Linked DNA regions of Mus musculus: region 1 is linked to region 2. A link is a loop called in an ENCODE intact Hi-C map of the cell type or tissue named here. Cell type or tissue: heart. All regions are shown on one strand. Each heading gives the region's core, and the rest is flanking DNA. Links, peaks and the distances in the headings are about the cores only. Region 1 holds the start of Tcp11 (t-complex protein 11). Region 2 overlaps Scube3 (signal peptide, CUB domain, EGF-like 3).

Evidence for each region. Peaks named below come from ENCODE experiments on the same cell type or tissue, not always from the same donor. Only the 100,000 strongest peaks of a DNase experiment are listed, where the experiment ranks them.
Region 1: a loop joins it to region 2, with 8 times the contacts of the local background. A loop is called at or near these places in 38 of 42 quality-filtered maps.

What each region holds. Positions count from the first base shown.
Region 1 is chr17:28,078,443-28,093,505 of GRCm38, reverse strand. Tcp11 (t-complex protein 11) reads left to right here and starts at 12,867. Exons shown (of 10, transcript NM_001085555.1): 1 at 12,867-12,931; 2 at 13,201-13,347. The coding sequence starts at 13,227. In heart, for the core only: a CTCF peak has its summit at 11,925 (motif pointing left); a DNase peak (open chromatin) is centred at 8,375; H3K4me3 peaks cover 784 bases; H3K27ac peaks cover 3,094 bases; H3K27me3 peaks cover 1,209 bases.
Region 2 is chr17:28,156,781-28,171,843 of GRCm38, reverse strand. Scube3 (signal peptide, CUB domain, EGF-like 3) reads right to left here. Exons shown (of 22, transcript NM_001004366.2): 5 at 14,957-15,063; 6 at 14,655-14,771; 7 at 10,916-11,032; 8 at 9,406-9,528; 9 at 8,774-8,890; 10 at 7,987-8,112; 11 at 7,683-7,799; 12 at 7,442-7,546; 13 at 7,054-7,170; 14 at 6,623-6,781; 15 at 6,202-6,417; 16 at 5,696-5,857; 17 at 5,320-5,487; 18 at 4,657-4,818; 4 more. The coding sequence ends at 499. Among named protein-coding and RNA genes, the nearest start is that of Zfp523, 13 kb to the left of the region's middle. In heart, for the core only: a CTCF peak has its summit at 7,967 (motif pointing right); DNase peaks (open chromatin) are centred at 7,963 and 10,227; H3K4me3 peaks cover 1,637 bases; H3K27ac peaks cover 1,615 bases; H3K27me3 peaks cover 6,560 bases.

The DNA.
Region 1 (15,063 bases), core at 3,994-11,993, 78 kb after region 2:
CCCCAAAAGATTGTGTTTTCAAAAAGAAAGGTGGACGTGGTGGGGGAAGGGAAGGAAGGACGGTAGAAATAAGCAATCGTTTTCTAGGATTTACCAGCTTCCTTTGTGGGGGTGGGGGGTGGGGGGGCAGGGAAGATAAGACATCCCTAGAATTGCTTCAGCCTATTTTGAACTTGAAATCTTGCTGTAGTCTCCTATATCTTAACAGCTACCATACCCAGCTGTGAATTGTAAATCTAAACTCAGTAAAATATCTTCAAGTGGGCTAGGGGATGGCTCACTGGGTAAGGGAGCTTGCTGCCAAGCTTGGCAACCTGAGTTCAATGCCCAGGACCCACAGGGTAGAGGGACAGATGACTCCTAGGAGCTGTTCTCTGACGTTCACACAGAGACAGATAGACAGACAGACAGACACACACACACACACACACACACAGGCACACCAGTGAGCATGCATGCGTTTGCTGCACACACATATACAGAATAAATAAAAACGTCAAGAAAGCTTTAAGAATGAAAGTATAATAAAGGCCTTTTCAAACAAAACTTGGAAGAATTTTCCAGCAGCAGAACTGCACTGTAGAAAATTGTTCAAGTTTCCCAGACGGAGGAAAAGGCTGCCAGATGCAGCTGTGGCCCTGCCCAAAAGAACAAGAGCAAACCACCCCTCCCCCTAAGAAAACCACCGGATTTAAGCAACAGTTTATATCTTTTTCAAAGATAATTGACTGCTTAAACCAAAAATTTATGTTGTATTGTGTGGTTTGAAGCATGCATATGTAAGAAGTATAACAATAAAAGCCAAAAGGTCAAGAGGAGAAGGGAATTCATATTGTAGGAAGATTCTTGTATGCAAAATAGGAAGGGGAACAGTGATAAGATGTCTGTCTGTCATCTGTCTGTCTGTATTATGTATGTGTGTATGTGGTCTGGACAGATGGTACAGTGTTAAAGAGTGCTTGCTGCTCTTATGAAGGATCCAGAAATCAAACTGAGCCCCAGGAGATCTGGCGCCCTCTTGTGGCCTCCTTGAGCACCTGAATTCACAGGCGCATACACATAGATACAGTTAGATGTACACATGTAGATACAGAGATGAAAAATAAAAACTCTCTCTCTCTCTTTTTTTTTTAAAGATTGGGTATCTTGGAGTACACCTTTAATCCCAGCACTCAGGAGGCAGAGGTGGGTGGATCTTCATGAGTTCAGTGTAAACCCTGTTTAGAAAAACACAAAACAAGAAATATTTCAAGAAGGATGGTCAGTTCTCTAGTATTCTTGTTTGCTTAGTTTTTGAGGCAGGGTCTTATAGCCCAGGCTGGCTTAAACTCACTATGTGGGTAGGTGACTTTGAACTTCAGATTGCTCATCTCCCAAATGCTGGGATCACAGACAGTCACTATGCCATCCTGCCTGTGTGGTGCTGGCTATCAAACCCTTGGATTCATGTATGCAAGGCAAGCACTCTACCTACCGGGCCACACCCCAACCTCAGTTCTTCACAATTTTAAAAGTAATTGCACTTAATGACAGAACTTCAAAATATATGAGGCAGAAACTACAAAAAATAAAGAGACTAGAACTACAAATATAAATATAGCAATCATAATCATTGGCTGTGTCGATATTCCTTAATTACGTATATCGAAAATAAGTCAGGCTCTGGAAGACTTGAGCCACACCATCGGCTTGACCTCCGTGATCTCATGAACTGTCTCGTCCAAAGCAGCAGAAACACACATAGTTTTGAGACTCCCAGAGAACAGTTACCAAAATAGGCCATATTCCTTCCATAAGGCAAGTCTCAGTAAATTTAAAAAGATTCAAGAAAAAAAATGTTTTCTCACCACAATGGAATTAAATTAGAAGCTAATAATAGAGATCCCTGGAAAATCCCCAAATATTTGGGAACTTTGCTTCTAAATAATGCATGGGTCAAAGGAGAATACAAAGAGAAATTCAAACATATTTTGAGTAGGCTAGAAACTCAGCATGAAAGTTTGTCACCCATCAAGGTCAGGGATGTTTCTGTTTTAGTCTCATTTCTGTTGCTGTGGTAAAAGCACTCTGATTAAATAAATTAAAAAAACAAAAATAAAAACAAAAACACAACTTAGGAGAGAAAGGTTGACTTTTAGCTCATAGTTCCAAGTTATGTACGGTCCATCGTGTGGGGAAGCCAAAGTGGGGGGAACTTAAACAACCAGTCACATTGTTGGCCCAGCAGCTCAGAGAGAAGTGGGCACACATGTACACCCAGTACTCTGCTTTCTCTAGGATCTCAAGCCCAGGGAATTGTGCCCCCCACAGTGGACTGGGTCTTTCCACATCAATCAAGGCAGTCCTCCACAGACATAGCTCCTCAGGCCAGCCTGATCTAAGCAATCCCTCATTGAGATTCTTTCCCTAGGTGACTCTGGGCCAAGTTGAAAATTAAAGCTAGAGCCAGGTATAGGCGCTCACCTTTAATCCCAGCCCTTGGGAGGCAGAGGTAGTTGGACTTCTGAGTTCAAGGCCAGTCTGGTCTACTAAGTGAGTTCCAGGCTAGCCAGGGCTACGTAGAGCAACCCTGTCTCCAAAAACAAACAAGCAAACAAACAAACAAACAAACAAATGGGGGAGAATATGTGGTGGCATACATTTTAATCCTGGCACTCTGGAAGCAGAGGCTGGTGGAGCTCTGTGAGTCTGAGGCCTGGTCTACATATCAAGTTCCAGGACAGCCAGGGCTACACACACAGTAAGAGTAAGTGTGTAAAAATAAAACAACAACAACAACAACAACAACAAATAAAAAAAAATCAATGGAAAAGAAAAGAAAGAAAACTAAAACCAACTATTGCAGCCTCGAACCTATAACTTTAGCTTCCACCTGAAAACAGTAGAGTAAAACAGCCTTGGTCACCCAGGCTTGTGATCCCAGCTACTCAGAAGGCTGGGGCAGGAGGATTCCAAGTTTAAGACCTGCCTAGGTAATTTAGTGATATCCTGACTCAATAAGAAGCAAGCCTGGCCAGGTGTGGTGGCACACGCCTTTAATCCCAGCACTTGGGAGGCAGAGACAGGTGGATTTCTGAGTTCGAGGCCAGCCTGGTCTACAAAGTGAGTTCCAGGACAGCCAGGGCTATACAGAGACCCTGTCTCGAAAAACCAAAAAAAAAAAAAAAAAAAAAAAAAGAAAGGAGGAGGAGGAGAAGGAGAAGGAGAAGCAGCAGCAAGCCTGGCATGGTAGCCATGCCCTTAACCCTAGCACTGGGAAGGAAGAGGCAGACAGACCTCTGTGAGGTCCAAGACAGCCTGGTCTACATAGTTCTGGGTCAGCCAGGGACAGAGAGTAAGATACCCATCCTGGTACACACTTGGGAGGTTAAGGCAGAGGGGCTCAAACAAGTTCAAGGATACTTAGTGTACAGTGGGTCCCAGAGCAGCGTAAGAGATCATCTCAAAGAACCAACAAACACCAACAACAAATCATAGTGAAGCCTAACATGATTGCTCAGACCTGTGACTCCAGCTGAGGCAGGAGGATTGCTGTGAGTTTCCAGGCTTGTCAGGACGTATAGAGTGAAAACCAAACTAACAAACCAATGAAAGTCTTTTTTAAAATAGAGGGCTGGTGAGCTGGCTCAGCGGTTGAGAGCACTGACTGCTCTTTCCAGAGGTTCTGAGTTCAATTCCCAGCAACCACATGGTGGCTCACAGCCATCTGTAATAGGATCTGATGCCCTCTTCTGGTGTGTCTGAAGACAGTTGCAGTGTACTCATATACATATAAATAAATAAATGTTTAAAAAAAATAGGTAAATAGAATATTTGTTTCACAGAGGAGAACCCATATTATAAACAAATACAAGAAAGCCTGCTTTCTGTTGGATGTCAAGAACATGCAAATCTAAAGCCTAGTGAGGAGTCACTGCTTTCTGATGGGGCCAAAGGACTGGAGCCCTGCGCCAATGGGAAACCAGTTTCAGGGAAACGTGATGTCCAATGCAGGGCTCACAAGGGCACAGAGCAAAGGCAGCTGCCTCCAAGACAGCGGCCAGACCTGCTTAGCTGTCACCTTGACAGTGGGATTGTGTGGGACCCACGCACGCACGCACGCCAAAGCAACAAACTCTCTCTTTGTGTATGTGCATCTGGCCCAGGTAAACCTAACCTAGAGGCGTTGGTTGGCTACACAGTTAGACCACGTCTCCAAACCAATAAAAAGCTAGGAAGCAGACTTCTCCCGTGCCTCATTCACCCAACTTGTGTCCTATGCACAGGGACCAGCCAGGATTTAGTGTAGCGAGCACAAATGAACTTCTCTTTAATAAACTTACACATGGGTTCGAGGTAGCGAGACCCTCTTAGCAACTTCTGGAAACATCAAGTGCAAACACTGGTTCCAAGCACAGAGAAACTTAGTGAGGGACTGACATTCGCACACTGAAGAGAGGGAGAGAGAGAGGGAGGGAGGGAGAGAGGAAAGGAGGGAGGGAGGGAGGGAAGAGAGGAGGGAGAGAGGGAGGGAGGGAGGGAGGGTGGAGAGGGTCATGTGGGGCTAGAGTGACTCAGCAGTTAAGAATACTTGCTGCTCTTTCAGAGGACCTGATTTGGGTTCCCAGCATCTATGTCAGGAGGCCCACAGGTTCCTATAACCTGATACCCTCTTCTGGCCTCCCAGGGTAAACACACACACACACACAGATGCACGCACGCGCGCGCACACACACTCTGTCTGTCTCTGTCTCAGAATTCCAGATGCTTCCCCTCTTCCCCCCCAAATTCTCAGAGTTGGGGAGCATAGCTATGTGGTCTGGCTGCTGTCAGGGCACCCCCATTCTGAAGCCCAGAGTTCTCTATCCTTTAAGCTGCAGCCTTCCCGGAGGGGGGGGGGGGGCAGGCTGGCAGTGCTGGAGCTGGGGAGGAACCCCTCAGTAGTTCCTTAGAGAACAAGACAACTTTTACATAAGTGAGGTCTCCATTAGACCAAGGTGGGGGAGGGATAGGAGGCAGCTGAAAGAGACCAAATAATGAGTGGCAGCATAAAACCTGAGCGGGGAAGTGGGGTGGGGTGGGGGCTGGAGAGATGGCTCAGTGGGTAAGAGCACTGACTGCTCTTCCAAAGGACCTGAGTTCAAATCCCAGCAACCACATGGTGGCTCACAACCATCCGCAATGAGATCTGATGCCCTCTTCTGGTGCATCTGAAGACAGCTACAATGTACTTATATATAATAATAAATGAATCTTAAAACAAAACAAAACAACAAACCTGAACAGGAAGCCTTCTGGGTGCCTTGGTTGCTGCCTGTGGGACAAGAGATGGAAACCCTACAGGGGTTGGAGATGGTTCTGCTGTGCTTTCTTCCTTGTGACTGGACTGAGAGTGAGCCTAGGGTGTGGTTTGGCCTGGTCTGGAGTGGCACTTCTGGGCTGTATTCCTAGCCTTTGCCTTGAGGGGACAGCCCTCCTTTGTATTTGTGTGTAGGTTTGTGTATGCGGATGTTGGGTATATGTGTGTACACACACACACACACACACACACACACACACACACACACACACACCCCATTTGAGGGAGCTGTTGAGACAGAGCCTTGCTATATACTCTAGGCTATTCAGCCAGATCTCACTGCATAGCTCGGGCTGCTCTGGTAATTGAGACAATCCTCTTGCCTCTTCCTTAGTCAGCAGCTCAATGGGAAATTCCACAGCATGGAATTTGAGGGTGCCCTGGGAGGCCTCTATGTCTCTTGTGTTCCCATCTCTCTTAGCCCCGCATGTCACAGGTGTGTACATCACAGGCTTTAGGAACATCAGGGCTACACGTGAGTGAGCTTAGCACCATATCAGCCACCAACTTATCCTGTTCTTGCTTTCTCAGACTATCAGGGTCAGAAAATTCTTGCCATTCCTCAGCGAGCAGCAGAGACTCAGCCCTACTGACCTCCTTTTGTTCTGCCGGAGGCTGCAGACCCTCCAGCAAGGTTAAACCATTCCAGGAAGCTCTGGGGAGCCCAGGCTTCATCATGTAGACAACGTAGAGGGGGACTGTGGAGACAGTGTTAGGAAGAATCTAGAAGGTAGAAAAATGCAGTGTGTGTGTATGTGTGAGTGTGTGTGAGGTGTGTGTCTGTGTGCTTGTGAGTGTGTGTGTGAGTGTGTGGGTGTATGAGTGTCCTTATAGGTCACTGGCTGAGGTGTATGTGTAAATGAATTGTGAGACTGAGTGTGTGTGTGAAGGAAAATGTGTTATTTGTATGTAAGTGTGTGTGTGTGTATATATATATATATATATATATATATTCGAGTAAATGTGTATGTGTGAGTGTGTGTATATGTGTGTGTGAATATGTATGCATTGTGAGTATGTATATATGTGTATGAATGTGTATGCATATGTGTGAGTGTGTGTGACTGAGTGAATTGTGTGTATGTGTATGTATGAGTGTGTATGTGTGAGTGTGTACATGTGTATGTGTGAGTGTGCATATATGTGTGAGTGAATATGTACGTGTGCATGAATGTGCATATGTGTGAGTGAATGTGTATATGTGTGTGTGAGTAAATGTGTATATGTGTGTGAGTGAATGTGTGTGTGAGTGAATGCATCTGAGTGTGTCTGTGTGTCTGTGTATGTGAGCGTATATATGTGTATGTATATGTGCATGTGTGTGCATATATGTGTGAGTGAATATGTGTATATGTATGAGTGTGTATGTGTGCATGTGTGTGAATGTGAGTGAATGTGTGTATGTGAGTGAATGTGTGTGTGTATGTGTGAGAGAATGCCTGTGTGTCTGTGTGAGTGAATGTGTGTGAATGTGTGTATATAAGTGTGTATATGTGAGTGTGTGTGTTTGTGTGTGTGTGTGAGCTCACACTGCAACTTCCCCGTTCTCTTGTGGTAGGAAGGGAGAAAGAACTACAGAAACCTTGGTGTGTGTGACATCTCTACTGTTAGAGATGAGAGAGAGGCCGCGGTGGTCTGGGAGGAGGGAGGAGGGAGGAGGGACGTGGATGGGCAGTCTTTGTCCGAAGAGGACAGAGCGTTTGTTGAGGATGATGGAAAGGGCTTGGGTATAGATAAGTAACAATGTTACTCAACATTGTAACTTTAATTTATTTAAAATGTCCCGGAATTGTCTATGCAGGAACGGGTAAAGTGATAAATATTATACTATTTTACCACAAATAAAAACCCCTACAGCAATGACCCCCTAACTTCTCAGCCATTTCTTTTGAGATCAACTTCAAATAGACTGGCTCTCCATGTCACTCTTTGTCAGGTCATTATATTCAGCTCTCGGTACAATTTAGATAATTACAGAAGACAGGAATGATTGAAACCCATCTCTTGCTCCAGCTAACTCGCAGTGCCTTCATCCCTGTCCAGTCCTGTGTGTCCAGTAGACAGTCTTTACCGAAGTTGGTAAAATAAAACACAGGCCCCCACCTCCAGTGGGGGCCCCCGTCTGAGGAAATGGGCTATGTGAAATCCCAAGATTTCGAAAACAAAATTGGTGGCTGGTCATTTGCCTTACAAAGGCTGCCTCACTCAACAAAAGGGTTTGCTCAAACCGTCCTTTAAGAAGGGAGGCCCTGGAGCATTTAATGATATTATTGGATTAAAATGAAATCCCGTGGACCATTCAAGGACACCAAGTTGGAAGTATGTGAATGTATTGTATTGTGTTGAGAGCAGTCAGGGTTCTTGACAAATGGACCCAAAGAAACACACGAAGGAAACAAAACGAGTTTTCTTGGCCTAAAATCCTGGTGGCTGTCTGGGAAGTCTTTTTAAGAGTTCTGTAAGTGATTTATTTAAGACCAGTAAGGCCCGGAGGCCTGCGATGTGTCCATTTTATGAGAGAGAGCTGGTGTCATATTTAGGGTCAGAGTCATGACTCCTGCTGACCCCTGTCACCTGCCCTAATCAAAATGGGTTTCTGGGACCTGAGCTCAACTCTATCCTGACATGGCAAAAAAATAAAAATACAAAACCAAAAAAACCCAAAACCCTCTCTGTTGCCAGAAAGCATATTGGACAGAAATGAGGGCATTATTTATGTCTGCATTAGGTACATTCTGGGGCCCATAAAGGTTTAATTGTCCCTCCAACTTAAAAAAAAAATTATTATTTTTTTTAAATCCACAAAGAGGCTGCCAGCTTTTCCCCGGAGTTGAAAACCAACTGAATATAGTTCTTTGGGAACAGCTTAAGTGTGTAACTCGCGCCCGTGTCCCGGGCACAAGGAGCAATTGTTTTGGGGACGTAGCTTAGAGAACGTTTTCAAGTTGGCGTTTGTGGCTGCTGAGTCACTGGGGAGAGCGGAGGGGGGAAGTAGGCAGAGGGAGGGGGAATCCCAGGTTCTCCCTCGACAGTCTCGCTGCCCTCTGCTGCCCCCTACCGGTCGCTCGACAGAACCCTCCAGTTCTGCTGCCATGGCCCCAGCCCCAGTTCAATACAGAGTAATCATAGGCGCAACCTGTGACTACAAGGTTTAAGGGGTGCTCTGGAGAAAGGGTAAACTGTTTTGTTTTTTGAGGACCGTTAGCGACATCCACGGAGTGTGGGTTCTGGGCAAGTGTGCTGAGGGCTCTGGACCAGCAAAGTCCCTTGAATCTTGTTGAAGAAAGACTGGTTCAGAAGCAATGTCGTGATTGTAACTTCCAGAATCTTCTTTGTTCTGGACTCTGAGCTCTCTACGGGATCCGTCGCGATTACAGCCGCCACACTTCCCTTTGACCCTTAAGCCACCTCCAGATTACCTCAGCCTTTCTCATAGCCTTGGGGGGTTGTGGGGAGTCGGTGGAAAGAAACGCATTTGTCAAGAGACTAAAACCAATCGTTTTGACGTGCGGTTCTGTGTGTGAGGGAGGCCCCGGGGAGAGTCTGCCCCAGTTTACACGAGTCCAACTGGTTCCATTTAAATGTCCCGCACTGTATTTACTGCACCCCCACCGCTTGGGCCGGCTGTTTATCTTCCAGTCGACCTGACGGCCTTGGCCTCTATTTAACTTAAGCCCTCACTGTTTCCGTCCGTGACCTATCATTTACGCGGTTTTCCTTCAGAAGATGTAAATATTTATTTACAGTGTTGGCATTAACTCTTCCAAAGTTCTATACATCGCACAGTAAACACACTGAGCTGTGTGGATTCGTCTCGAAATTTTTTCCATAAACTGGTGGTGACCTTGGACCAGTCTTTCTTTTATCATCCTGAGCTCAGAACGGCTTTAGTAATATTAGGGGTTTTGTTTGGTTTGGTTTGGTTTGGTTTTTGGGCTTTTTTTGTTTTGTTTTGTTTTTTACTTCCCCATCCGCACCCAGGATTTCTTTTAAAATTTGAGTTCCCTCATAGCCACGTGGAACCAGCAGGCCACTGTTTTTTGTCTTTTGGTTTTTTTTTCAGAATATCTTTGGGGATTAGACCGACTCTCAGTATAATTTGCTTCCTAGGGTAGGGGTACACAGAACCGTATTTACCCAATGAGAATATCTATTCAGTCTCACTCACCCAGTCGGGGAATGGCGGAGGCATGGGGGCGGGGATTGTAGGGGCAGGGGCCTGGCATTTCTTTTCTTCAGTACTTTCTCTCTCCCTCACCCTCCTCCCCACCCCCAACACACCTCTCTTCCTCTCTCTCTCCTTTCTCTTTCTTTGACAGGTTCACATGTGGCTCAGGTTGGCCTCAAACTCTCTACATAGCCAAGGATGACCTTGAAAATTTTGGACCTCCTGCTTCTACTTCCCAAGTGCTGGGATTACAGGTGTGAAACATCAGGCTGGGGCTGGACGGAAATATACACACCTGCTTCTCAATCTGGGCTGTGGGGACCCAGGAGGACAGAGGCATTAGATAGCCTAGACAGGCAGCCCTTCCTTCCAGGGTGATAATTCTCAAGTAATTAAAGGGAGTGGGAATTAAGGGTTGGAATAGATGTGAGAGGCTGCTGTGGTGTTACTGCCTGGAAGCTAGCACTTGGGAGGCAGGTGTAGGAGCATCACACACTCGAGGGAAGCCTGGGCCACATATTGAGTAGGAGGCCAGCTGGGCTACAGAGCGGAGCGAGACTCAGTCACAGACAAACGGCCTTATAGGAAATCCTATGTGCTTGGGACCCCCAACCTTTCTCTGACCTGCCCCCGCCCCCCCGTGGAGTTCACCAGGACCCTACGTGCTACATCTCCTTGCACGTGGACAGCATCTCAGCCAGAGCAGAGCACTCAGTGTGACTTCAGAAGTAGCCTGTGATCTGGTCAACCTCTTGCCCATTCCTCTTGGTTACGCCTCGAAATGGCTCTCATCAGGCCTCATACGTGGGGACAGTCCAATGTGACACCCGCTTTTGCCTGTTTGCATGGGTGGGATTTGGGGGCTATTGTACGTGTTTGGAATGTAAAAGCGCCCAGTAAATCATTAAGCAGGAAGTCAGTGATTAACTAAGACACCCCCCCATCCCCCTCCCTGAGGAAGGAGGCCATATCTCCTCTCGTCCTTCTAGGCTCTTGACGATAACTTTTGCTTGGCTGCTTCTGATAAGTGTTAATGATAAGGATCCTGGACGTCTGCACCTTGCCTGGCTCTGGGAAAACGCTTCCCTTAGCCTTCCTCGGTTCCCTCCTCGGCCACCTCCACGCTCCCCTCTTCTTGCTTCAGCCCCACCCCCACCATAGATGCCTGCTCTGATTATCTCCCTACAACCCTCCAAGAGAAGTCAGATTTTAAAAGTTTTAATTACACTGTGTGTATGTGTGTGCGTGCGTGTGCGCGCGCACGTGTGTGTGTGTGTGTGTGTGTGTGTGTACATGGTGTGGCACAGGTGTGGAGCCTGAGGCCAGCTCGTGTGTGGCAGGTCTCTCCTGGAATTATGGGAGTCTTGGGGATTGAACTCAGGAGGTCAGGATTGGAAGCTGGATCCTTGGCCCATTAGTGCATTTGGCTGACCCACAGATGTTATATAGAGAGCGGCTATTTTACGAGTACAGATAGATTCCTAGGGGAATTCAGACATCTGGGAAGAGCTCTATAGCACTGATTCTTTTATCGGGAGGGCTACTATTTAAAAACAAGCTCAATTTTTTTTCTCTCCTTGACATTAATAGTCCCAAATAGGCCAGGCAGTGGTGGCGAAAGCTTTTAATCCCAGTACGCATGGAGGCAGAGGCAGGCAGATCTCTGGGAGTTTGAGGCCAGCCTGGTCTACAGAGGGAGTTCCAGGATAGCTGGGGCTACACAGAGAAAACATGTCATAAAAAAAAATGTTTTCCCTGCATGTATGTGTATGTGTGTGTACATACACACACACACACACACACACACACACACACACACACCCTTAGGGGCCCCACAAGAGGGCACCAGGTATTTCTAGGCCGCCACTTGGGTGCCATCTTTCCAGACTCCGAGTTTTCATGTGACAGGAAGCTGTGACATCACTGCGTAGCTTCTGTTCACGTCCCCGTTGACCACCTGGAGGGAAATTCCAAGAAGCACACCCCGAAATTCCAAGAAGCACAATGGGGAGGGAGGAAGGAAGCTTAGTATGTGCTGGAGATAGTTTAGGTGGTCGGTGAGAATTGAACCCAGGGATACCAACCAAGCTACAACCTTAAATTCTTTTCAGTAAATCCTACCTTGCAGTATTGGAACTGAACCTGGGCCCTCAAACATGGCCGGCATTTTGTTACTAAGTTGCACCCATTATCTGGCTTTGTTTTGTCTTTAAACTTTAGTTGCTTCGTCTGTCCTGGAACTGTGTAGTCCAAGCAGGCCTTGGCCAGTCTGTCCTCTTGCCTCAGTCTCCCCAGTAGCTAGGGTGACAGGCCTGCACCGTTACTTTCAGGTTTTCCAAAGTCAGGGATTGGCAAGCAAAGCAGCGGCATCAGGCGGTACAGCCATTTCCGGGGGATCGCACGCCCTCTTCTGAACGCCTGGGGTACTGCATGGATGGGATGCATTTGCATAGGTTTTATGATGACTTCAAGTCAGAGTAATTAAGAGGCCAGAAAGAATATGAGGGAAAAACACCCTCTCCATGTTCTCTCCCCAAACCCAAGGCGTGGGTATTTAAAAGACTTTAATCCCTGCAGAGGCAGGAAGATCTGAGTTTGAGGCCAGCCTGGTCTACAGAAGAGTTCCCTGACTGCTGGGGCAGCATAGAGAAACTTTCTTTGTCTTGGGAAAAAAGCAAAAAACACAAGAGAATGTTATATGTAAAACAAGACAATTTTATATGTATGGGTATTTTGCCTGCGTGTATGTAAATATATGTAAATATAGGAAGTATGATCCCGAGGAACTGGAGTGGCAGATGGCCGAGATCCATCATGTTGGTGCTGGGAATCGAACCCTGGTCCTCTGGAAGAAAGCCAGTGGTCCTAACAGCTGAGCCATCTCTCCAGGCCTCACCCTCCATTTTTTTTAAGAATCTGGAAATGGAGCTCAGCCTATGAGGTCCCTTCCATGCCCAGCACTACATGAACCCTTGGTGGTGGCTCACACGGGTGACCCCAGCACTCAGGCAGAGGCTGTAGGGTCAGCAGTTCGAGGCTAGCACCCCTGTGCATGCTCTGCAGGCTACCCCTAAGCCCCAGATCCTGACACTTGGAATCAATAGGGATGACCGTCCTGCCCCAGTCTCGGTCTCACCCAAGGTGGCGGCAGATGGTCGGTGGCGGGTCGCGATGCTGGTGGGGAGGGCTGCCACGCGCCTCGCGCCTCGTTGCCAGGACACCTAAGCTGTTTGTTTGGCAACACCGGGCGTTCCCACTCCTGCTCAGTTCGCAGGGTGGGGATGTGGAGTGTGTGACAGCATCGACGTGGGGCTCAGTGGCTCCACCCAGCCACGCCGCCCCTGCCTCATCCCCCCAAGTGGTTTAGCCCACCCGCACCCCGTGCCGCCCAGCCAGCCAGAGCGGGCGGGCCGGCAGAGAAGGAAGTGAGCTGAGTGGAGAGAGGGAAGGGGAGGGAGAAAGTGGAGGGGGAGGGCGGAGGTGAGCCACGGAGGGGAAGGGATGAAAGAGGGGAAGGGAGAGGGGAAGAGGAGGTGAGGGGAAGAGGCATACTGAGAGGGAGAGACAAGGGGTGGTGAGGGATGGAGAGGGGTAAGGGGAGGGGCGTCCGTCGGGGCTGCGGCCTCAGTTTCTTCCTGCGCCAGCTCTGGTCCCCCCTGGCCCTGACGAGCCCCCAACATTTGTCACCACACAGATACCACCACCACCACCATCACCAGGATGCCAGACGTGAAAGAGAGGGCGGCCCGGAAGGAGCCCGGCGCGGCAGAGAGCGCCTCCCGTGAATCCCGCGGGGGAAACACCCGGGAGAGCGCGAGCAGCGCCCAGGGGCACCGATCGTGTAGGTTCAACCGTCGCCCGAGCACGGCCGCCCTCACCCCAGGGTCCGCGCAGGGGCGCGGGGTAAAGACGGCGCCACGAGGTCCCGTGGGCCACGGAGGACTGCGGACTGGCCCGACCTCCCGGTGTCCCCAGCCCTCCGCCCGAGCGAAGCTCCCCTCGGTCACGCGTGGGGCACCGCTTCCGCCATCCCCGGGAAAGGGCCACCTCGGCGGGACCCCGAGCTCGCACAGGCTAGGTATCTGCTTGAGGCAGGGTCCCCCAAGTGCGGGGACTGCAGGTCCGGACCTCCCTCCCCCTCGTTTCAAATGCTCCCGCACAAGCGTTGCCATGGATTTCCTGTGACGCTGGACAGTTAGTCTCTCCTCTGTGGCCACGCGGGGTCGCTGCTGCTTAACGCTGTGACTTGAGACAAGATCCAGGTGTACCCGGAGGGGTGGGGTGGGGTGGGTTGGGTTCGGGCTGGGGTTGTGTATCCAAATAGGAACCTGGCCTGTGGGGTTCAAGGTCAGGGCGTGCTGGTGCTGCTGGTTTGGAAACAGTTCTTACAATGGCTGTTGCATCCATAGGTACAGTGACTCCTGAGTATACAATCAAATTCCTTTTGTAAAAATTTGGAACTGTGTATAACACGTTGGCTTTGTTGTGTTGCAGTTTTCTTTTTTTAGGGGGGCAATCTGAATTTTTAAGAATTGTAGCCACACTTAAATCTCTACTCTTTAAGCCCTCCTTGTTCCGGAGTGCTCTGGGCGGAACTGGCTGCTTCTTGCAGTTGGAGAGTTTCTTGAGGAGTGGCTGTAGCTTTGAAGGTTTCCTTTCACCTCGGATTTGTTTACGGATCTGATTGTGTCATGCCAGCCATTTCGGCTGGGATAATGAAGGACTGCACAGATGCTGGGAAGAGCAGGGTCCGGTCACCTTTGTTTTTATAAAAAGGTTTATTTTTCTTTGTGTGAGTGGGTGTTTTGTCTACAGGTATGTCTGTGCACCGTGTGTGTTCAGGGCCAGAAGAGATGTCGGGCGCCCTGAAACTGGAGTTACAGATGCTTGTGAGCCAAGGGTAACCCAGCTCTTAGGAAAGGGCAGCAAGTGGCTTAACCACTTGGCCATCTGTCCAGCCTGTAGTTTATGCTTTTATAACCCAGCCAAGGACTCTAGATTTTCTATCAAAGTCCAGTCAATTTTCTCACCATGAAATATTTTCAATTTGTTGAAACGTAAAACCCAGAGACTTCCTCCATTTTTAATTTTCTCTGTGTGTGTGTGTTTTTTTCCTTTTTCCTTACTGTCTGAGGATACAGGCATGACTCTAAATACTTCTGTCATGTTTCCTTCTGAGAAAGACAGTGCTGTCCTATGGGATCTCTACAGTTATTTTCTTTTGCCGGGCAGTGGTGGCACAAGCCTTTAATCCCAGCACTTGGGAGGCAGAGGCAGGCAGACTTCTGAGTTTGAGGCCAGCCTGGTCTACAGAGTGAGTTTCAGGACAGTCAGGGCTACACAGAGAAACCCTGTCTCGAAAAACAAACAAAACAAAACAAAACAAAACAAAACATTGTGCCTTTTCAGGCCTGTGAGGCAGCTCAGCAGCTAAGCTCCCCCGACCCCACCAACCTGATGACTGAGCCGATGCCCAGGCAGCCATGAGAAGGTAGAAGGAGGGAACCTTCCTCGAGCCTCCCAATGCAAACTGGTGTGCAATACTAATAACCTTCTT
Region 2 (15,063 bases), core at 4,831-12,830:
TTGCTATCCCATTGGTATGGATCACTTGTAAACCCTATGGAGTCAGCCCCGGCCAGATGAGAGCAAGCTCTACAGATGAGAACGCCAACTGTGTGGGCACCCCGGGCTTAAACTCTGTGCCCCAGCAGCCTGATGCTGGCACAAAGCTGCTATGTCCAAGGCTTCTTTGGCAGGACTCTGGGCTGTGAAGACCCACTCTGGGGAGCACGGGGGCTGTGGAGGGGGTGTTTTGGCTCCTGGCTAGCAAGGCACCATGCTATAACGGCAGAGGAATAGAGGGTGTCTATTCCTTCACCTCTGGGGGGAACAGAGACGCACTGAATGACTTCCAGGAGAGAGACAGAACGAAGACAAGGTAACTAGAAAGGCCGAAAGGGAGAGCGCCTGGTGTGGTGATATCTCTCCTTCAAGAGAGACAGTTTCTTGTCTGAGGTTGGGGTGCCAACTCTGAGGGCCAGGGAGGTGGGAGCTCTGAACTGGGTCTCGGGCCCACAGGCACTATTTGTAAGGCCTCAGGAAGCTGGAGACTTTGGAGCGCAGTAGCTTGATGAAGGATTTTGGCAGCATCTCCTTGTGTTTCTCTGTGTACTTGAAGTAGTTTTGAGGGTGGGCCAGGACCTCAAAGAAGGCCTTGATAAGCTTCTTGTCCTGCAGGAGATGGCAGGTGGCAGTTGTCAGCTTCAGTGGCATGTGGGGGAGAGGAATACTCAGCAGCCCCTCTTCCTGTCTAACAGCAGCTCACACTGAGCATGCTCAGAGGGCCTCCCCCTGCTCCTTTGGAACCCCAAAGCTCAGTTAGCCACAGGTCTAGGCCTCCGCTGCTCAGGCTGGGCCTGTGGGGCATCCTTGACTCCGTAGTGTCTCAGCTACAGCCAGCTGTTGACTCTGCCTTCAGCGTATGCCCAGCATCTGTCTGAGCAGCTTGCCAGCCCACAGCTGCCACGCGGAGTGACACCACCATAAACTCTCACCTGGGCTATTCCAATGGCTGGTCTATTCCTTTCCTTTGTGATACTAGGCCCTCAGACACAATAGCCTAGTATTCTTCTTTTGTTTTCCTCCTAGATTTACTTATTTTATGTGAATTTCACCTGTGTGTATGTGTGTGCACCACATGCATGCCTGGTGCTTGAGGAGGTCAGAATTGTGTTAGATTCCCTGGAACTGGAGTTATGGATGGTTATGAGTCACTGTGTGGGCACTGGGAACTGAGCCCAGTTCCTCTGCAAGAAGTAACAGATGTTCTTAACTACTGAGCCAACTCTCCAGCACCTAGGCCACTCCAGTGTCAGCAATTTTATTATTGCTATAATCGAATTCTATTATACCCTATTACTCTGCAATAGCAATTCTATTATTGAGCACTCTTGTTACTTGAGATAGAGTCTCTCTAAGTTGCTCAAACTGGCTTTGGACTTGCTTTGTAGCTCCAACTGACCCACAACACACCATCCTCCTGCCTCAGCCTTTTGAATAACTAGTCCGAGAGGTGTGAGCCACTGGGCCTGGGATTGATCTCTGTGTTTCTATCCTTGGCCCACCATAGCGTTCCCTCCTCACGGCAGCCACAGTGGGGCGCTCAGTTAGTCTGCTTCATGTTTGGAACCCATTTTCTGCTCTCTGGTTTTCATTTCCTGTTATCTTGGGTGATCCTTGCATTTGAGCTGCCCCAGTAGCTGGGACCACAGGCAGGTGCTATAATGTCTGATGAAAGTTTATTCTTTTATAATGATGACAGTGATTAGCTCCAGGAGCCACACCACGGCTGTGTGCCTGACAAACCTTTCTCTGCCACTGATTACATATCAGCCCGTTTCTGTCCTCACTCACAGGAAGAGTCAGGTCCCTTGTGTGACATGCTAGCTGTACGTCACTTGTGTCCTGCTTCCCTCTCCTCTTCCTCCCCTGTGGAATGACAGTAGTCTTGGCGTCCTTCAATACAACACACTAGTGCTGCACTCACTGGTCTGCACTGTTCCTTGGTCATCCCACAGCTCCTTTCAAACCTTTCCTCGTAGGTCTCTCCAGCTCACCTCTCCACCGCCTCCTTAAAACTCCTCTCTAGGGGCTACTGAGGTGATTCATGAGGAAAGGCCCCTACCACCAAGCCTAACAACCTCAGTTTAATTCCCAAGACCCACACACATGCACAAGCCCCGTGCCCACAGAGACCCAACCCAACTACCAATGAATCTCCTGGCTTCTAGGTTGCACACAGAGTTCTAAGATAGTTGGGGCTTTCAGCCTCGTAACTCCACTCTAACCAAGACGATTGTTCTATACAGTCCTTCCTTTAGGACAGAGTCTCACTGTGTGGCTAGGGCTGGCCTGAAGCTGACCTAGAACTCCCAGAGATCCTCCTGCCTCTGCCTCTGCCTCCCACGTACTGCAGTCAAAGGTGCGCCACCCCAGCTCCAGCATGGCTGCACTACTTTGTGCATACAGTTGCACGGTGCATTTGATTCGCTGTCTGATGGAGTCCAGCATGTCACCCAGGCTGTTTTCTTAACTCTTGGGCTTGAATGATCTTTCCACTTCAGCTCCTGAATAGCCGGGCCATATGTGCACCAGCACACCCAGTTACATTTGATTTCAAACAGTGGCGTGGGGCTGGAGAGATGGCTCAGAGGTTAAGAGCACACATAGTTCTTGCAAAGGATGTGCGTTTAGGTTCCAGCACCCATATTAGATGGCTCACAACTGCCTGCTACCCCATCCCCAGGAGGATCTGACACCTCTGGCCGCCTTGCAATCCCATGCACATATCCACACAAATAGCCATAACTAAAAGAGTGAAGTTAAAAAAAAAATATTTGGAAGGGTCTCAGTATGTCTCCTTGGCTACCCTAGCACTGCACATATAGACCAGACTGGCCTTAAACTCGGAGATCCACCCGCCTATGCCTCCTGAGTGCTGGGATCAAAGGGGAGCAGCACTACGCCAGGCGGGACTCAAATCGGGATCCACAGACCCAGGGTGGTGTTCGTTCCTCTGGGCCTGTGATCCCACCAAACACTTAGGAGCGGGAAGCAGGGGAACCCGGAGTTCAAAGCCAACCTAGACTCTTAAGACTCTGTCTCAAAAAAGTAAACAACGTATATCGTTGTGCAGTTTACCCTCTCTGCCTCTGTGATGGACAAGGCAGAGGATGTCTCCTGTCCTCCCAGGGGTGACGCAGTATGCTGACACTGGTTTTGTGAGCTGGGTCCAGAGCCCAGGCCTATCATGGGAAAGCCCTTTACCTCTCTCATCTGGAAAGCGGCAGTGAAGAAAGCGCATGCCCCACAGAGCCAGGAGTAGAAAGGCAGGCTGTACTTAGCAGTTTGCTTGCACATCGGTGCATACCCATTTCCATCCGCACCACAGCGAACGCTCACTTGCCTTTAGGATCTCCTGGTGGTTTTCTGAGGCATACAGCCGGCCATCACGCACTATGTCTTCCACCAGCTGCTCATAGTCCTCTGTAAAGTCAACAGGGTTGGGGGCTGAGCGTGGGAACTCTGCTCTCCTGGTACGCTTACAAGACCCACCCACCGCCCCATCTTTCCTGCCCTTGCTCACCATCGTAGGTCACATAGGGAATCTGGAAGCCTCGAGCGCTGTTGGCCTCACTGGTCTTGAAGTTGATCCAGAGTTTCCTGGACCGGGCGGTGAAGGCAATGGGCCGCTCGTAGGTCTGGCAGGTCTCGTAAGTGGTGATAGAGGATGGGGAGGCTGGCAAGGCAAGCGTCAGGTCAGGAGATTAGTGGGGCTGTGAGGTCATTCTGACAGAGGCTCCCCCCTCCAGCCCCCATAAACACACAGCTAGCCACACACCCTCTCTTCTGCCAGCCCCAGGTTTATTCTACAAGGCCGACTACTGCACAATCAGGTGCATTAAAATCGACCTTTATGGGACGAGGATGGCAGAAAGGCTAGGGTTAGAATTAGTCAGGTGGCAGCACTGGCATCCCAGCCTCAGGACTGGCTCCCTCACTGCTGCCCACCCAACCTGTCCCACAGGTCCTGTGCTAGCTTCTGTCCCCCAAGGCTCCTCTCGTGTATCTGCTGGTTCCCCACTCCACCGTCCCAGGTCTTTCTCTTCCCCAACCAGATTCCACGTGCCCACCCCCCAGCCGGCTCTGCAGGCACCCACAGTTCTTTCTCATGACCAGGACGTCCCCACACTCATCCTCGGAGGGCAGGAAGATCTCGGGGACCACGATGAGGATCTTGCGCTTGGGTGGGGGGTTGATGTTCCAGACGCACTCCACACCGGCCGGGTAGTTGCCCGGGTAGTTGGGAGACTCGATGTAGCCAGTGAACTCACCTAGCTCCCCGCCACACTGCCGATCTGCAGCCACACCCCGGTGGAGAGAGCAAGGGAGAGATGGACAGTCAGTGGGGAACCGTGGTGGGCAGGCTGAGGGGCTTGAAGGGGGAGAACAAACATAGGTGGTGAACCATGCTAGATCACCACCTGCTCTTCCGGGGTGCTGGGTCCACCCTCCTCCTGCCCTTCCAGTATCCAAAAGGATGCTACAGGCATCCCTGACAGCTGCCCACCCACCCACTCCGGCCCCCTTCCCCGCTGCCTTACCACCTCCCACCCCCTTTTCCCGTGCACATGGCTCCAAGATCTCTTTCCACTCCCTACAGCCTGGCCAGCCACGTACTCTTGCACTGGGCCACACTGGTCGAGCCATCAAAGTCAGTGCTTGTATTTCCTGGGCAGCGGGTGCAGAAGTTCTGACGGAAATCTGGCTGGTAGGAGCCCACAGCACAGCGGATACAGCGATGGATGCTAGTGTTATAGTAGTGGCCCGGGGAGCACTGGACTGCAGGCGAGAGAAGAGGGCAGAAGCTAAGATGGTAGGAAAGTGGGCATCTGGACCGTGGATAGACAGGCACATCTGTCATGGAGAATCCAGACATCAGAGACTCCCAGGTTTCTTCCAGGGTCCCTACCTTTCCCAGACATAGTCTAAAGCCAGGGAAGAGAGACCTTCCAAAGTGGCTGGCTACAGCACCCTCCTCTTCCTGCAGGCCCTCCCTGAGCAGTGTCAGACTGATACAGGAGCTCACTTAGGGGGATGGAGGGAAATGGCTACCAATCTGCAATGTACTCTGGACAGGGAGGAAGGGTTTAGTCACTTTCTATCCCCAGGTCTGGCCCAAGGGGCAGCTCTGAAACAAGAACATGTACAGTTAGGTACCTGGGTCTTCACTTTTGAGGGAAGATGGTCAGATAACACTCAGGTCTGTGGAGGGGCTTGGAGATGTGTGGGGTGGGTGGCAGCTGAGGATAGGAAGCTCCGGGGAGTAAATAACCTGCTCACCTTTGGTGTCGCAGTCCTGGAAGGAGACTGCCCCCTCATGCTTGGTGGTGAGGCCTCCGCCACAGGGGAAGCACAGGGTTCGCCCTGCTTCAGGCTGATAGGTGCCCCGGGGGCATGGCTGGCAGGGCTTAAACCCATCTCCTGAATGGTGGCCAGGTGGGCACTGACCTGCAATGAAGCAAGGGCCCAACTCTGATGGGGTTGGTCCTGAGCCACTCCCTGGGTCACCCAGTCTTAGGGAACAGCGGAGGCATACAAACAGGACATCAACTAGGAGACTGGCCTGGAGCCTGGGCCTGCCCTTTGGGAAACCCCATGCCCACGGGCATCCCAGTGCCCACCCTAGCCCACTCTGCGTTGTTTGTTCCCCTGGCACCTGCACACGTGGTGACGTTGGTGGCTCCAAGAGGCCCATGGGCATCACTCCCAGGGCAAAGGTCGCAGGAGAGCTGCCCTTCCCTCTCCTGGAAGGTGCCCGCTGGGCATGGCACACACTGCTCCGTCTGGCCGTGGTAATACGTTCCCTGCGGGCAGCTGACTGAGGGAGAGTCGGCCGCGCTAGCCACCCCCCCATCTCCCACCACCCAGGCCTAAGACTCCCCTTCCCGCTCCTCCAGCCATGGGAGATCTATTAGGGAACGAACAGAACCCTGCTTGGAGAGATAGGGATGTCAAATCTGAGTGCAGGAGAACTGCCGGCCCTGCCTAGTGTCCGAGGTTCAGCCTGGGACCAGAGAAAGGAGGCCCGTGGGCAGGAGGGGCTTCGCCACCTCACGTTTTGAGAGCTTCACCTGAGACAAGGGGTCCTGTTCTGCTCTGAGCCAGGGCCAAGTTGGGCCTCCCCCACTCCCCACACCTTTGCTTCCCGGCAAGCTCCCTTACCACACTTGGTGCCTGCTCGGTGCTGCCCAGGTCGGCAGACCTCCACCAGCTCTGCTCGGTCCCCAGCTCCCAGGCCTGGCTTGTGGGCTAGCTCATAGTCAAGGCCTGCCAGACGCAGCAGGAACCGGTCTTGGTTGATGGACTTTCTGAGCATCTTCAGGGACCCTTTCAGCCTCCGTTCCATCCGCTGTCGGAGGCAAGGCAGCCCACAGCCAGCTGGTAATGGATGGTTGTGCGAGTCAGAGAATGAGGAGAGAGAGGTCAGAGCAGAAGGCAGCCGACAGGGGCAGCCCTGGAGTTTGCTGCTCGCCATTACACAGGCCCAGAGTTGAGGTGCCCCCTTCCCTTGGCTTGTCCCTTTTGGATCCAGGCTATGTGCCCTCCTCTTTGGCCCTCCACCCAACAATGTCCCTAGGCCCACCTGTCGTTTCTTCTGCTCTGACCTCAGCTTCCAATTCCAGGGTGAGCCGGGTAACCTCCTTGCCTGGGGGGGTCCGGGCCCGCCTGCCCTTGCCCTTCCGAGAAGAGTCACACTTAAGGTGGATGAAAGTGACCAGGCAGTCAGAGCAGGGGACACTACCTGGAAACAGAGGCCGTGTCAACCTCGAACTGTAGCTTCCACTGAAGACAAGTTCTCTCTTCTGACTCTCCTATTTCTCCATCCGCCCCAGACATCCCTACCCCCAACCCTCTTCTCGGTAGGAGGGAATGACGGGGACTTCCAGGGCCTTAGCCTACAACAGCTTCCCCATTCTATCCACAGCCCAGGGTGCAGGTGAATCCATGACAGAACTAGGCAGAGGGGCTGAGAGGTGGGGAGAGCCTGGTGGGGCCAGGGAGGGAGGTCCAAACCTGGCCCCAGGATCCTGCTGGCCTCCTCGGCTTTGCCTTTGTTTCGCAGATGCAGGCGACATTTGGCATCCTTGATCTTGAAGGAGGCTCTCTGCTTGACTGGCAGCACTGCAGCCTCTAGAGGGAGAAGAGAAGCTCAGCACAGCTCCAGGGCCTGGGGACCCTGGGGACGGCCTGCTCTGGGAGGTGGCTCCGAGCTCAGCAGTAAGGTTTAGCTAGAGAGTGGGATCAGGAAAGCCAAGGGTAACAGATAGGAGGGGTAAGATAGGAGGAGCTTGGCAGCAAAGCTGGAGAGTTAGAGAGTAACAAGGGAGGTAGAGGGTGAGTCGGCCAGGGATGAGGAGAACTGTGGGGGCAGAGAAGAGGAGGACTCTGGGCAGGTGCTCACCATGGCAGGAGCTGGAGACGGTGCTGTTCCCAGAGTGGATCACTCGGGCTGGAGCAGCTTTAGGGCTCGGGGTACCACAGCTCACGGTGAAACCGTTCTCTGACTCTGAAAGAAGGGGCTTATCACAGCTCTGACCCACCTCTCAACCCCCAATGGTTGGAGGAACCCCGGGGGAACAGAGGCACTGCTGAACAGCCAGTCTGCCCTCCCTTCTCCCCAGAACCCCGTCTCTCTCACATACCTGGCAAGAACCGGGCCCGGGAGGGACAGGTCAGGGCACAAGTATCCTTCTTGCCCGAGCGATTGCAGCTAAGCATGGCTTTTGAGGCTCCAAGACTGCTCTGACACTTCACTGGCTCTAGGAAGGGAAGCAAGGTCTGAGAATATGAACATGCCTTGTCTTCCTGCCCTCAGAGAGTTAATGCGGAAAGGGGGACTAGTTACATGCCCAAGGAGACCTGCACATTTTAAACCCAGCAGGCTCCCCCTCACACCTTCCCCTGAAACAGCATTGTTATGTCTGGCCAGCAGAGGGCGCCACACACCTGTGCAATCCTTCCCGTTCCAGTGAAGGCGGCCCTGGCCTGCTGGGCAGGTACACTGATAGCTGCCTGGGGTGTTGATGCAGCCAAAGCGGCAGCCTCCCTTATTGATGCTACATTCGTCCACATCTGTGGGAGGAGTCAGAGATCAGATTGCCAGTACCCTTATAGAGATTACTGTGCATTTACAAATCTTGTCAGGAAGGTAGGTCTCACGTTAACATTCTCATAAACAAAGTAAAAGGTTCTCTGGCCTGTGAGGAGCTCAAAGTTCTCTCCCTTCTCTACATCCCCAGTCATAGTTGCCATTGAGCAGGGGCCAATCCAACCAGACCAAGGTTTCAGAACTTTCCTCTCTTACTGTCTCATTGGGCTAGAGACTGAGAGGGTGGGTCTCTGGGAACAGCGATGGGGAATGCAAGGTAGAATTAGGAGGCAGAGTCTGTGCCACCTGCCATCGCAACCCTCGAGAAGTGAAGGCTGGAGGTTTGGAGTTCGAGGTCACCACTGGCTGTGTGTGTGTGTGTGTGTGTGTGTGTGTGTGTGTGTGTGTGTGTGCAGCTATCCTGGGCTACGTGAAACCCTCAAGCATCTTGCTGCCAGGATGCTGCTCTCTGGTATCCTGTCTCCCAGCTGGTCTTTGGAAGGTGCCTTCTATTTTATCTTGTTGGATGTAGACAAGAACCATCCAAGGATTTCTCATTACAAGCACAGCCATTTGGAGTGTGAAGAGTCGAGGGCTGGGGTGTCTGGGAAGCAGGCAGGTGTAGGTGTGATCTTGCTGGCTTACCCCCGCAGTGAGTGACACCATATAGAAGGTAGCCACGATGACAGAGACACTGGAAGCTCCCCGGGGTGTTGACACACATGTGGTCACAGGTTCGGTCGAAGGAGCACTCATCTATATCTGGAACAGCAAGGATTCGAACCACTGAGTCTGTCTCGGGGCACCTGGTCCATGCTCAGGTGATGGGCTCTGATGCTGAAAGACCTTGGCCTAACTCCAGATCTGAGCACGCACAACTCCCTCTGTACCCTTTGTCTGGGGTTTGGGGCTTTTGTTGTTTTTCTGAGACAGGGTCTCTCTGTATAGCCCTGGCCATCCTGGAACGCACCAGGCTGGCCTCAGACCCAGAGATCTGCCTGTCTCTGCCTTCCAAGTGCAGGGATTAAAAGTGCACCACCAGAATTGCCAGGGTCTGGAACCTGTGCATGTGGAACCTAGTTGCAGCAGGCCACACTTGGGAAAACCTGGATTGTGGTGAAAGCTTGCTCACCCCTTGCCAAGCTGTGTATTTCAGCATGGAGCTGGCCTGCAAGAAGGAAGGACTACCGTTGTCTGTCTGCGGCATAGCCCTGCCTACAGAGACGCTTGGAATACAGCATCCCTGACACTCGCCCCCTTGGCCGGAGCCGGCTCACCCTGGCAGCTCCTTTCGTTGATGAGAAGCTTGTAGCCCTTCTTGCAGCTGCACTCGAAGCTGCCCACTGTGTTGCGGCAGATGTGGTCACAGCCCCCGTTGTTTAAGCGGCACTCGTCTATATCTGGGGACGAAGGACAGCATTGAAGGCTAGGGGCAAAGGAGCCCAGATCTCTTCCTCACAGAGACAAGGAAAATCAAGGAGGGCCCTGGCTTGGCCCTTTTAACTTGGCTGTCACCTTCTGTCTCCATGTCTTCCCTGTTTAGGATATCTGGCCATTACTAACACCATCTCTCCTGAAGCCAAGTCCAGGAACCACCTATGCCAGCAGGGAGCAACGGTCTAGACTTATGGGAGCAGGTGGCCATGTGAGATCCAGGCTGGTCCATGTCCCTTACTCTCCAGTTGACAGCCATCCCCAAGACTGTAGGGAGGGCTGTCCTTTCCTGTCACAAAGGCTGGGGGCCTCTGGTCATGCTGTAAAAGGGCAGCCTTCATAGAGGAGGGGCTGGCCAAAGAGGCTGGGTAGAGAGGACTTCTAAGATAGAGGGAGAAGCTGCTAGAGATGAGGGGCCAGGAGGGGGACGGGACTGGCATGGTCTGCAGAGGCTCAGAGCCTGGCAGCTTTGGGTACTAAGAAAGGAGCAGGTGGGCAGCTTCCTTCCTGAGGTCAAGTTCCCCCGAGCTGGTGGCAGACAGGACCCAGGCTACTCAGCACTTGTGGAGGGGAGGGGGCAGGGCCTTCACTCTTGGCCTACCTGTCAACAGCCCTTCCCAGCAGGAAACCTCTCTACTGCGGCTGGCTGACCGGCTGCCCCCGCCCTCCCCTTCCTGCAGCTCTTGGGCCAAGAGACACAAAGAAGGAGCCCGGCACTACCCAGTCCCCACTCCTCCCTACCAGAGGACACGGACGGACCTGCTGAGTCAGCGTTTGCAGAATGGCTCCCCTCCCCCTTTTCCTTCTCATCTCCCCCAAATCCCAGGTAATGGCAGGAGGGGAGATGGGGTGGGTAGTATAGGAATGGAAGTCATAATGAGAGCCAAGCCAAAAGGTCCCCACAGGGCCAATTCTTCTCACTGATCACCGCTCATCCATCTCTGCGCACATCTATGAGCCAGGTTCAGTGGAGGAAGCCTGGGCACCACAGCATGGCGGACCGAACCAGGCCCTGGTGTGGGCACTCCTACCTATGCTTCCAGAGATCATTCCAGACCCGCTGGGAAGTTAAACCACCCACATGGCTCAGGCACAACAACACAGAGTCAGGCTCAACTGTCCCTCCAGGGTTGAGACCCTTCTCCCTAATACAGGGACAGGGGTGAGAGAGGGAACAAGGGAGACCAGGCCAGGGGGCAGCAAAGTGGTAGCTGGACTTCTGTGCCCACTGAACTGAGGTGGGAGAAACTGACAGCCTTAAAGGGCGTTGAAGAGGCGTGGTCGGTCACCTAGGAACTCTCTCCCCTCCCTTTGGCAGAGGTCTCCGTGTCCCCATTCACTCTGAGATCTCACCTTTGCAGGTCTTTCTGTCTGGCTGCAGCATGAAACCCACAGGACAGCTGCAGTGGACTCCGGTCGCTGCATCATGGCACTTACTGTCGCAGCCTCCGTTGTTGACAGCACAGGTTTCTGTTGAGGGAAGTGTAGGTGGTAATAGGGTTACTAGCCTAGAAGAATGTCAGACTCAGGTATGGGGCCTGAGGGAAGCCCTCAGCCACCTCACAGGGTGGAGGGGGGGGGGGTCAGCAGGAGCGTTAAGCGATGCTCCAGCCTCTCCTTCCTCCCACCCCTCACAAGTGCAGGAAGCGCTCTCTCTCTCGCGCTCCGCTCGCTCAGCATCCCTGCCCCCTACTTGATTGAAACAAGGTGGGCAGCAGTGAGGCAGGTACAAGCCAGAGCTGTCAGGCAGGAATGTGCTGGGGGTGGGGGCAGGGGAGCAGGAGAGGAAAGCTAAAGAGGGCTCGTCCTAGGCACCGAGCATCGGAGCATTAGCATCCTAAGGCCTGAGGGAAAAGAAGGGGTAGACCAGTTTCATCCTCCTATCTTGAGGATGAGTGTGGGTGTTTGTGATGGACAGTCTCCTAAAAGGCCTCGAGGAAAGAGTGTCTCAAGATCCTAAGGGCTCCCCATCAATTCACCCCCAAGACCCCCTATTATCCCCTACCCTCCACCCCCCCTCAACCCCTCCCACCCTTCTGACACTGCAGCCCTGGGTCACCCTCCTTTCACTCCTCCCCAAACCCTCCTGTCTACCTGGAAACACGGTGGCTCTCTGGTTCTTTGCTTTTGCTGATGAGATATTTTGTGAAGGGGGGGGCGCGGCGGGGTGGGGGGGGGGAGAGCGCAGAAGAATCCAGAGAAAGAATGAGAGATGGTGGAAGACACAGAAGAGAAAGCTCAGAGCTTTCAGCTAGGTCTCTCCTGTCAGCTCAGTCTGTGGCAGAGAGGCCAGAGCAGGAGGAGACCAGATGTTAAACAGTTGCTTTGGAGAGAGAGTTCTGGGGAAAGCCATCAGCCCCAGGACAGCAAGAGCCTGGCATGGGGACCTGGGTGCTGTGGTCTGTCCCAGGCACCAAGTCTTCTCCCACTGGCATCCTAAGGCCTCCATGGGACAAGAGAGAAGAGTTGTTCTAAGAATGAGGATGTTAGGCCCACCCTTGTCCCCAAAGTGGGCAGTGTGCCAGGGCTCCAAAAGAAGCCCACCTCTGCCTGGGAGTCCTTGGCCTGCCCTGGTCTCACTGTGGTCTCCCCGAGGTCCCCCAGACCGCGAGGAGCTCAAGTCCAGACTCCCCCAAAAGTGCTCTAAGTATGGACCGAGGGCTCCCAAGGCCTGGAGAAGCACAGTGGGGGACAAGATGCTGTCTGTGTGTAGATCCTCTGAAGCAGCCAGGATGGGTGCTAACAGAACTGGCATGGCATACACCCCAGGCTGGACCAAGAAGCTGGGCAGAGATGCTCAGCTCTGCGGGACAATGGCTGAGCACAGGGAGGAGGGCACAGCTCGACCTGTCCTTTGTGCCAGGCGTGGACCACATGATAATTATCACACCCAAGAGAAGGAAGACTGTCACTCCCCTCCTCCAGAGGAGTGGGCTGAGGGCTCAGAGAAGACGGCTGGTGAGGGACCCAGAGTCAGGCAGAAATCACCAGCTGAGGCTGTGTGGTGTGCTAAAGAAAGGAAGGAACCCAAGAAGGGTGGCCCACAGAGAAGATGACATTCAGCTCTGAGATACTTCCCTCAGCCACAGTGCGAACAGTGGGCAAGATGGCACTGGCTGCAGGGACCGAGGGGTGCACATGGCTGGGAGGGACCGACCAGGGCAATGAGAGGTGGAGGAGGCATAAGAAGGAGAGCCAGGGACCAGGAAGATGACCAGCAGGAAGCTTCCTAGGCCACCAGATGGGTCCAGAGCCCGCACTGCCAGGGGAGCCCTGGAGGGCATGCAAGGTTAGTGGGAGCCCCAGCGGGTTAGCCCTTCCCTAGCAAGCACAGGGAGGGCAGGCATATTTACCATTAGAAACGGCCTGAGTGGGCCCGAGCTGCTCTGGCCGCCTTTCCCCTGTTTGACATTGTAAAAAAGCCGTTTAGATTGGGGCAAGGCCCACCCCGCACCCTCCACCCTGACGGTCCAAACCACTAGCCCCATGTGGTGATTCCAGGGATCCCAAATTAGCCTTGCTCCTCAGCCTTGTCCTGCCTGGTACCCTCAAAGAAATCAAGCCCCCATCAAGGGACCATAAAGCAGAGATGCTGGGTCTCGGAGAGAGCAGCTGCGGGTCCAACCCCCGCATAGCACGCACAGCATGCCAGGCAAAACTGGCACGGGTGTCAAGTTTCGCATCTCGCCACCTCTAAATCCCTTAACTATACTCCTGTCTCGCCACTCAAGCTGCATGTCCCCACAACCCCAGTGACATTTCCCCCTGCCAAGAAAAATTAAGTCCAAGGCAAGTAGGCTCACTCCCTGGGGGCAAAGGGAGAAGGATGGGGAGGGAGGAGCATCACTTGCTCTGCCCAGAGGACTCAGTGGGTCTCAGTGGGGTTAGAGAGCTCAAGCCTAATTACAAAGCAGCCGTCTGAGAACAAGGGAACAGGGTCTCCTGCCCCAGGGGCCTCTGTCCTGCCTCGTGCATCTTCTCCCCATGCAGTTCCTTCTGGAAGAATGGGGGGGGGGAGGCTTTGTGGTGTGTCCAGGGGGTGGTGGGAGGTTTGCAAAGCAGAAGAACTAGCCCTGTCAGGAGAATAAGAAGGGAGCTGGAACAGCAGTCAGAAAAAGCAGCATGAAGCCCTGAGCCTGTCTTGGGGTCTCAGAAGAGTTAGAGAGCAGAGTTGGGAGAGCTTCGGCTCCAGCAGCCTTTGAAAGCATGTGTATCTTGTGAGCCTGTCTGATCCCCGTCCTGTGGCTGCAGTGACACACACCTCCATAAGCACCACTGTCCACAGCCCAAGCACAAGTACCTCTGACTGGCCCGAGCCCTGCCTCATGCCCAGCCAGAGCCCTGCCTTTCACTCCCCACTTCTCCAAGAAGACATCTTGTCAGCCCTCTCACCGCTCAAGAAATAGCAACGGAAGGAATTCAACCTTCACTTTAAGGACTTAGCTCATCCAGGAACCTGGAGAGTCAGGTCAGGCCTAGGAATTCAAGAAGGGTCTCAGGCTTAGAGGACGGGAAGGCTGCAGCAAGTGAGGGGGGGTGGGCAGCCACAGGCACACTGGAAAGTCAGTACCACCAGATGCTTGGGTGTGAGGTGGGCCTGGGGCATCAGGTGAGGGGTAGGAAGGGGGTTTGCCAGGGTAAAGAGGAAGAGAGGGGCTGGAGCCACCCTACTGATTCATTTCAGCCCAAGGCTAACTGCTCTGGAAGCAACTACTGTGTCCTGGCACCAGTTCACAGCAGGGACACTGGCTGTGGTCATTCCCCTACCACACTAGTCAACCAGAGACTGGGTCAGCCGCTCAGCTGACCGCCCCAGAATTCCTCAAGCCTTGGTTGCCCAGCACCCCTGCTAACAGTTCCGAACCTGGTAATGTTTCAACATGGGAGGAAGAGGAGGGTGGGACTCCTGGGGAGGGCAGGTAGTCAAGTGTGCCCTTTAGTCTCTCAGAGTGGTCCTTCCACCTGTCCTCTCATTGGTCTTCATTCCCACATCAGTAACTATCCAGTACCTAGACATCACTGTCCCCCAGGGTCTCTCTTCCCCTTCCGTCCCAGACCCCACCCCAATCCTGTCACAAGTGGCTTCACCCACCAATGCATGTCTTCCCGTCGGTGTGGAGCACAAACTTGACGTGGCAGCCGCACCGAGGACCCTGCTCCGTGTCATCGCAGGTGTGCTGGCAGCCGCCATTACCATAGTTGCAGGTCACTGCACAGAGAGGAGACATGTCAGCCTGCTTGTCCCTTGTGCTGCAGGTCTTCAAGGTGGGGAAAGCTGCCCCTTTTCCTCACTGTGCCCCGCCCCCAGGCCTCTTTCATCTCATCCCTGCCCTCTGGCTACTGAGGCCCCACACCTTCCTGTCCCCCCCATTCTCCTGCCCTCACAAATCTCACATTTACAGTCCCGTTGGTTCTTGGTGAGCTCGAAGCCAGGGCGGCATTCACAGGCAATGCCCCCCTTGGGAGTCTCCCGGCAAATGTGGGCACAGCCGTGGTTCTTG